Regions from separate parts of the Homo sapiens genome. Here region 1 is linked to region 2. The links are chromatin contacts, found by Hi-C or POLR2A ChIA-PET in ENCODE. All regions are on one chromosome and are shown on one strand. Each heading gives the region's core, a stretch centred on a gene start or an enhancer-like site at or near the end of the contact. The rest is flanking DNA. Distances are from core to core; before and after follow the strand shown. Region 1 overlaps SPECC1 (sperm antigen with calponin homology and coiled-coil domains 1). Region 2 overlaps SPECC1 (sperm antigen with calponin homology and coiled-coil domains 1).

What was found. A loop is a pair of places that touch in the nucleus more often than their neighbours do. ChIA-PET counts read pairs that join two places held with the same protein, here RNA polymerase II (POLR2A). Pooled maps may share reads with other maps.
Region 1: a map of chondrocyte shows a loop between it and region 2 (1.9-fold over the local background). The contact joins two enhancer-like sites. A Hi-C loop is called at or near these places in 4 of 168 maps with a recorded cell type or tissue (A673, GM12878, chondrocyte and 1 more), 1 of 37 single-sample maps with no recorded cell type and 1 of 50 pooled maps. POLR2A ChIA-PET finds 5 or more read pairs at or near these places in 3 of 52 experiments (HepG2, Panc1 and activated naive CD4-positive, alpha-beta T cell).

The regions. Positions count from the first base shown.
Region 1 is chr17:20,089,577-20,093,568 of GRCh38, forward strand. The region is part of intron 1 of SPECC1 (sperm antigen with calponin homology and coiled-coil domains 1); the gene reads left to right. Among named protein-coding and RNA genes, the nearest start is that of SPECC1, 82 kb to the left of the region's middle. Within about 2 kb of position 2,020, at least 11 of the 41 ENCODE cell types and tissues checked have a DNase peak (open chromatin) inside an H3K27ac peak, as active enhancers do.
Region 2 is chr17:20,041,899-20,046,059 of GRCh38, forward strand. All of the region lies in intron 1 of SPECC1 (sperm antigen with calponin homology and coiled-coil domains 1), which reads left to right. Among named protein-coding and RNA genes, the nearest start is that of SPECC1, 35 kb to the left of the region's middle. Within about 2 kb of position 1,318, at least 2 of the 41 ENCODE cell types and tissues checked have a DNase peak (open chromatin) inside an H3K27ac peak, as active enhancers do.

The DNA of each region.
Region 1 (3,992 bases), core at 770-3,269, 48 kb after region 2:
GATTATGCCACAGCACTCCAGCTTGGGCAATGGAGTAAGACCCCATCTCTAAAAAAATAAATGAGTAAATAAGATAAAATGCAGGATTTTGAGCAGAAAATGACTGACCCCAGCTGAATTTTCAGAAATCTGTCTTGAATATGTGGAACGGATGAGCCCAGGAGGGCCTTAATGCCAATCTGTGCTGGAGAAAAAGGCAGGGCTCCTACAGGAAATGTTGCAGGCATCTGATCTGCTGGCCTGGACAGCCGTGAATTTGAGAAATGGGCGCCCTAGAGAGGAGTCCAAGATGACTGAGGTTTTGAGTCTGGAAGAGCAAGAGAAAGGCTGTGCCGATGACAGAAATAGGGAAGTCCGGGCTGAAGCTGGTTATTCAGGGTTTGTTCTGTGCCCCAGGCTGAGGCTGGCTGTACACAGGCAGATGCCAGGAGGCTGCCCCTGGGAAGGGCTTACCAACAAGGAGAGGCATACGTATGAGACCGTCTCAGACTAGGAGAAGATTTTCTGGAGCGGAGAGACTTGAGCACACTTTGGAAGGTGGTGTTGAAGTTAGCCGGGCCATGGGAGCTGGGCAGGTTTCCTGGGCCTCCTGTTTGCCACACCACATCTCTGTCTTCTTCCTCCAGCTCTGCACCAGCGCAGGCGACCGTAGACACTGTACCTGTGTCCCATGCCTTCCCTGAGCCTGTGGGCAGCACTGGCTGTCAGGTTGGAGGGAGGGAGAGGATGCGTATGAGGTGTTTCCTAGCTCTGGGGTGCTGCACTTTCCGTTTTGCTTCTCCCTTTCATTACAAGCCCTGCCCACACCTTTGTAAACACTTCCTTTCTCAGCTCACCTCAGTTCCCCAGCTGGCGTCCCAGGCAGAGGCAGTTGCATGTGCAAAGGCCCGGAGCCAGGACTTGATAAATATGGCTCAAGATGCTGCAGCCTAGATAGATATGAAAGTCTCTGGTTCCCTCCTATACTGTAGTTTTTATTCTGTTTACTTTGCACTAGACCATTTTACACTATTCCAAAAAAAAAAAAAAAGGGCTCTTATTTTATTTCCATCTCCTTTTCCTACTGCCTTGGCTCATTCACTTTAATCCTTTGATGGAAGCCATGTTACAGGTAAGGGAATAACTACTTATTAGTGGTCATTTAGCTCTTTGGGATGCTGGTTGCTTGAGGCAGCTTTGGAGACAGAAGGACGTCACAGACCAGTGATTGTGAGCTCTTGGTCTCAATATAGCTGCCAGATTATAGCCTCTCTCTTGGGTCTGCATTTCATATTTGGGACTTGCCTCGGCCTCTGTTTCTTATTCCAGATTACACCCTATTCCTTATGGGTCTCCATATTATACCCTATTCCTTATGGGTCTCCAGATTACACCCTATTCTTTATGGGTCTTCACCTTCTGGCAGGAGTCCATAGTTTCTTACTCCACTATCAAAGTTTGTTTTCAGGTTTGAGGTGGTGTGGTTAGCGATGTACAAATGTTCTTTTCCATTTAGTTTTTGTTTTTATCACTTCTTTTTTTCCAGTGACTTCTGCTGATGGGATCAATGAATTTTACTTTGGAATTTTTCTTCTGATGCTGTATGGAAATCTGTTCTTTTCCTTATTTACTGGGAAAGAATCTGAGGCTATTGGGATGATTTTTCATCTCAAGACTGTGGGAAATAATCAGCTTTGAAGCATTTCCTGTGGCCATTTGCTGAAGTCTGGGATTCCGTCAGCTGCGCCCCAACCAGATTTTCAGTGTTAATGTTTCCATGTTAGGTGGTGAGGCTAAGCAGATATGTCATGTGCCGGCTGGTCTAGGAGCCAGTGTCCCAGGGCTCTCATTCTTCCTCTGGAAGTCTCTCCACCGTGGCACTGCTGACATTGTAGGCCAGATGCTTCCTTGTTGTAGGGCTCCCCTTTGGGTTACCGATGTCTAGCAGCATCTCTGGGCTCTGTCCAGTAGCACCCCAAGTTGTGACACCGTAAATGCCTCTGCACATTGCCACGTGCCCATTGGGCTTAGAACTACTACTGTAGAAGAGGTCAGGAGCAAATTCGACCCATGTTCCAAAAAGCTCCAGCTCAGTATTTTCAACATGTGGTTCACTTACGTTCTATTTCCTGCTGAGTCCCCTGGCAATTGAGCTATGTGCACATTCTTATTTTGTTGGTTCTCAGACTTGAATGGTTTGGCCTCTTCCGCTTCCCAGTGCTTATTGTGCTTGTAGCCGAGCCCTGAGTGCCCTCTCCCACTCCTGGAGACTCGTCATTATTTTCTGATTGTCCAGAATGGTTTCCCAGTTGCCTTTCTATTTCTTGCCTTAAAAGGATAATGAAGCTGAGGCCCGAGATAACCTCTCCAACGCAGGCTCCGAAGGCAGCAATTTAGTGGCGGAACAGCGTGTTTTCAGGGAGCAGGAGACGTGTGGACTCTGACTTTAACTGTTGCCCAGCGCCTAATTGTATTCCTTAAATAGGGGTTCCCTCTCTCCTCCTTTTCTCCCTCCCTCCTTTCTCTTCTACTTTACACTGTGAAATTTAAGAGTTGCAGTTTAAGTCCTACACTATTCTGGAGAGGAGAGAAACTTGGTAAGAAAATAAAATGTTTGACAAATTTAAAGAAAACACCCCTGGAACGACATCCCCCACCCCACCATGGGTGTGGGGTCCTAGATTTAACTGTAATTCCTTGATCGATGTGATCCTTTGTGGTGTTCATGAGGATTTTAGGAAATCATGAGATTAATAATAGAAACCTTCTTTTCACTGTCTTGTACTTGGCTGGAGCCTGTTTATTTTGTATGGCTAATTCATATCCATAAGAAAACGATTACTCAGCTAGCATTCCCACCTGTGTTTATCTTTCAGCAGCCAGGATTTGTTAAGCCCTGGGCAATTTTAATTGCTGTGAAGTGTCTTCCCTGCAGGTGTGTTTCCCTCGCTTCTTTCTCTCTTTCACATTTCCAAGTGAAAATAGTCTTCTCTGTGTAGAAGAGTGTGTTCCTTGGATCTGATATGTCTGTCTGCCTCCTGCCCTGAACACACATTTAATTGACCCATCACTGTGTGCTGCTGAGTCAGAAGGCAGAGCAGCGCTCCGTTGAACACCATCAACAGTTTTTGTCGAGAGGGCGGCTCATAGTTGTCAACAGCCTTCTGTGTGCCTGGCACCTGATGGACTTGTTCTCCTTTCATCTTTACAGTTTTATGAAGTTGGCACTGATAACTCCATCTTATTGGGTGAAGATGTAGAGAATCATGTTCAGAAAGCATGGCTGAGTTCACAATGTCAACAGTGGAGCTGAATTTGGACCAGGTGCATTTGATCTATAGCCTTGGTGCTCTCCAGGGAGCAAAGATTATTCAGAGAGGCCATCCGTCCCTGGTGTTTAGGTGTGTAGGTTTTGGAACCAATTTAAACTGGATCTGAATCTTGGCTCCAAGATAAACTCTGAGATTTGGGCAAGTTGCTTAACCTCCCTTGGGGAAATGAAGTTTCCCCACCTGTGAAATGGATATGTCTTAGTCTGTTCAGGCTGCTGTAAGAGAAATACCATAAACTGGGTGACTTATAAGCAACAGAAATTTATTGCTCACAGTTCTGGAGGCTGCATAGTCTAAGATCAAGGTGCCACTAGATTTGGTATCTGGCAAGGGCCTGCTGTCTGGTTCATAGATGGAGTCCTCTTGCAGTGCCCTCACTTGGTGGAAGGGGCAAACAAGCTCCCTCAGGCACTAATTACATTGATGAGGGCTCTGCCTCCCAGATGCCCTACCTCCTAATACCACAATGGGGGTTAGGTTCCAACATGTACATTCTGGGAGAACATTCAGATCATAGCAGGAGGTGACCCTTACCTCGTAGGGTTACTGAGCTATTTACATAGAGCATTTAGCAGTGCTTTGCCAGGCTCAGAATGAAATAGGATAGCTGCTCTCAGCTCATGACAGCATTTATGTAAATGAACTGGCTTCAGAGAGCCAGGCTGAGGGGCTGAGATGACG
Region 2 (4,161 bases), core at 68-2,567:
ACAGGCGTGAGCCACCGCGCCCAGCCTGTTGAGGCTTATGATATGTGCTTTAACATCCTTTCAGGTAGTTCTAATATCTGTGCTCTCTTAGTGCTAGTGTCTGTCAATTGTCTTTTCTCTCTTTCAGTTTGGGATCTTCCTGACTCTTGGTATAAATGATCCTCAATGAAAACTTCAACGATTTGGGTATTACGTTATCAGACTCTAGACCTTATTTAAACCTGTTTTGAACACCATTGTAGTAGAAGAAGGGGGACATCAGCTTGTTACTTCTAGATGGGGGTAAATATCCAGGCTTTCCGCTCTGCTTCCATTGACACCCAATGGGGTGGGGGACCCCTGTTGCTGCTGGGTGGTTGTGGGTATTCTGGTTCCCTACTTGGCCTCCCTGATACCTCCCTGGCTAGGAGGGGTAGGAGTGCCTACTGCTTGCCACAGTGCTTTCACTGTCACCATGGGGGAAGAGGGAGGAAAGGTGGCCTCATTATCTCTGGGAAAAGGTTAAGTCACTGAATCTCCACTAGGCCTCCTCTGACATGACCCCAGCAGGGAGGGCCTCATCACTCCTGGGTGGGAGTGGAAGTCCAGGTTCCCCTGACACTGCTGGCGGGTGAGGGATGGGCTCCTTACTACTGCCATGCAGGGATAAAAGTCGCAGTCCTTACTCAGCCTTGGTGGGGGTGTTGGGTACCTTGGTACGTCCTCACAAGACTGGAAGTCTAGGCTCCCTGCTCAGTTATTGCTGGTAAATGGGCAGTTACTGTCTAAATGTGTTCCATCTCATTAGACTGTCTCCTTCCTGGTCCTTTGGCTAGAGAGGGCAGGCTTTTCTTGGGGCTTTTCAATCTGTGCCCCTTGGTGTTTTGAAGTTGCCTGCTGCTTCAGCTCCAAGTCTGAGATAATGAAGCAAAAAGAAGACCCAGTGAACCCATCACTGGGTTGTTCTGTGGGCCTCAAGGCACCTGGATAGTCTGCCTCCTCTTCCCCTTCCAGAACCTTCTTATATTTGTTTTATATCTAGTGTTGAGGGTTTTTATTACCACTTACTGGGAAGAACAGGGAAAAGTATGTCTGCTCTGTCCCTGGAGCTCAAGTCCACAACTTGCTTTTCGTTTGTTTTTAAATAATTAGTTTTGTTTTTAAATGAAACTGAGTTTTCTTTGGAGAGGCCAAGCAAGTTTCTTTGGAGAGGCCAAGCAAGTTGTCTGGTGGAGCGTCTCATGGTCAGAAGCTGTCCAGTTCTTCCCTTGTGATTAGCTTCAAACAGTTTTGGCGAGAAGCTGTGTGGGCGATGCTGTGTAGCTCCCACATCACAAGGAGGCACATAGTGTTGTGGGGCCTGGCTGGGGGTCACAGGAAGCTTGATCACATCTTCCTTCCTGTATCTAATAAATTATCTGTGGTGTGAAACTCTGAGATCATGTGAGCATCCTCTTCCCAAGCAGCCTTTTACTCAGTGGTTTTAGCATGTCTAGGTGAATATATTAAGGTTTACAAAATGATAATTTTTCTAATTCTCTCATTTCCTTTACATTTATTAGCTGGTATTCTTCCATGAAGAAGAGCTTTATCCAAAGCCACATCCTTTTGTTCTCTTTTTAGTACCAATATGTATTTTAATTCATGTTTTATAATTCATTACTGTCATGTTTTTCTTGAAATTGTTCCACGCGGGGCAAAGTGAGCTCCTTCTGGTTCACTCTTAGGTCCATTTAACATGACTCTGTTAATCTTTGGGCAGTTCCTTGATTTCTGGGCAACATGGGATGTCCCAGACTCACCATTTTCATTTCATAGTCCACACCTAGAATCAGCTATTTCCCCAAGGAGCCCTGCTTCCTTTTAGTAAGGAATGGTATTTAGAAATGCAAATAAATTTCCAAGGGAGAAGAGTTTTCTAAGGGAAGATAAAGTATTGAATTATAGTAGTTACTCGTAGTCACAACTGCTACTGTATTCTTGGTGACTTAGGCCCTCGTTTGAAGTTAGGGAGGTAGAGCTTCATGTGACAGTGATTTGTGTGCCTGTGTCTCCTCTATCTGGCTGACTTTCTTGGGAGCCAGGAGAGTATCTTTTCAATTTTTATATTCACAGTATTTAGCACTGTTTCTGGAACAGAGGAGGATTTAATAACTATTTGGACTTAAATTGTGCTAAACAGACTCCTAAGCTGTGCATCATAGAATCCAAGAATTTTTCTAATGTTCTGCCTGTGTGGAGAAGAGTAAGGATCTTCTCCACACAGTGGAGAACATTTCTCACAGTGGAAATGTTCATAGGCCCTGGGCAGATTATTCAGTGTTTCAGAACTTGTTTCTCTTGCTGAATGGGAAGCATTTTATTGGCTTCAGCATGCTAAAAAAAAGGCTATAACAAGATCTGAGGCTGTTCTTACGAGGTAGTGGTAAAGTATGGGTATGGGATTCAGTTTGAACATTTAGAGAAGGTGACTTTGTAATCTGTATATAGCTCACCCTGGAGGTGAATGGTACTGGTTTTCAGCCTCTACTTGGGAGATGTGTGTTTCTTCTTTTGCTGACTCTGCTACTATATAGTTTTATGACCTTTAAGTCAGTCAGTTGCTCAATTTCTTTTCCTTATTTTCATCTGGAAAAGAGCGTGATGGTGTTTTGAATTAAGATATAATAAGAAAAACATATAAAACCCTTGGATATGTAGCAATAAAATGAAAGAAGATGTATTATAAGCACAGAACTTGGCCATTATGAGTAGCAACAAAGGAAGCCTAGTGTCAGGTCCTAGGGTTTGTTTTTATTTGAAGGAGCTGTATGTGGCATTTTAATAAGGGTTCCAAATGAAAGGGTAGTTTCAGGCTGAGTCTAGCTTTGAGACTATAATGATAATGGGACTGTAAAGTTATATTAAAGTGGGTTTAGGCAGAAGGCACATGAAAAGTACATTTATTTATAACCGCATTTTGAGTGAAGGGATAGAACCTAAAAGGAAAGACTAAAATATTCAACATGGTATTTATCAAGTAAAGGGTGTGCTCACGCACATGCGTGCATGTGTGCTGTGTGTGTTTATGATGAATAAGAACTCTTTTATTCCATCACCATTTGTTTAAACATGAAGTTTAAAGAAATGCTTTATTTCCTGAATTTTCTTTTTCCAAAAAGTAATTCTTGCTTGGGGTAAAAATTACAAGCAGTATAGATATACAACTTAGTAAAACATCTCAATATTCTGCTGATAGTTTTGTTTCTGTTCTTTCAGATGTTTTCTGTGCACACACTAGATTTTTTTTTCCAGAAATTAGCTCATACTGACTATCATAAGCCCATCCTGCTGCTGCTTGAGTTTGTTTTCACGTAACACACAGCTTTTTATGTCCATCTGTGGACATCCATATCACTCTTTTTGATGGTTGAATGATGGGTACATACCCTCATGTACCCAGTATCCTATTGAGACATATGGATTATTTCTTGTTTTTTGCTATTATAAACAATGCTGCAGTAAATACCATTTTGTGTGTGTATCTGCTGTCTCATGTACTTTGGATTGATATCTAAGAGTGGAATTACTGAAACAAAAGTTGTGGATATTTATGTTTTGCCAGTTGTTCTAAAGAGTTGGTTAATTTGCAGGGCTGAGGATTCCTCATCTCAGATGACATAAGGTTCTTGTTATACTCTCTAAGTGCCCTGAGTTTCTCTCTCACATATGGTGGCTGTAATCAGTGGGCATTACAGGTGCCTTTGAGATGGTGTGACCCTTCCAGGGACATCTGTATCCCACAGAATGTCTAAGTTGGTACATCCTAGCTCTCAGCACGTTCCTCCTACTGAGCCCAGACTTGGCAGGGTTGGCCAGGTGTGTGCTTATAGTTTGTGGTTTGAGACTGTGGCAGTTTTTCCTGCTTTATCTGAGATGATGCTTTTCTACCCTGTTTATCAGTAGTGTTTTTTGGGCTGGGGGAGGTCACAGGTGAGGTGATGCAAAATAACTCCTACTCTTGTTTTCAACTGGAAACTAATTTATATCTTATTTTGTTGTATCTGGCTTTTCCTCCCCCTCTGTTAATTGGAAGATATGCTTATCTTTCTCAGTTTATCGACTTGAGAAAGAAATCTTTTGGTTATACCTTTCTAAAAAAAAAAAAAACCATTAGCATAGTAATATTACTTCACACTTCCT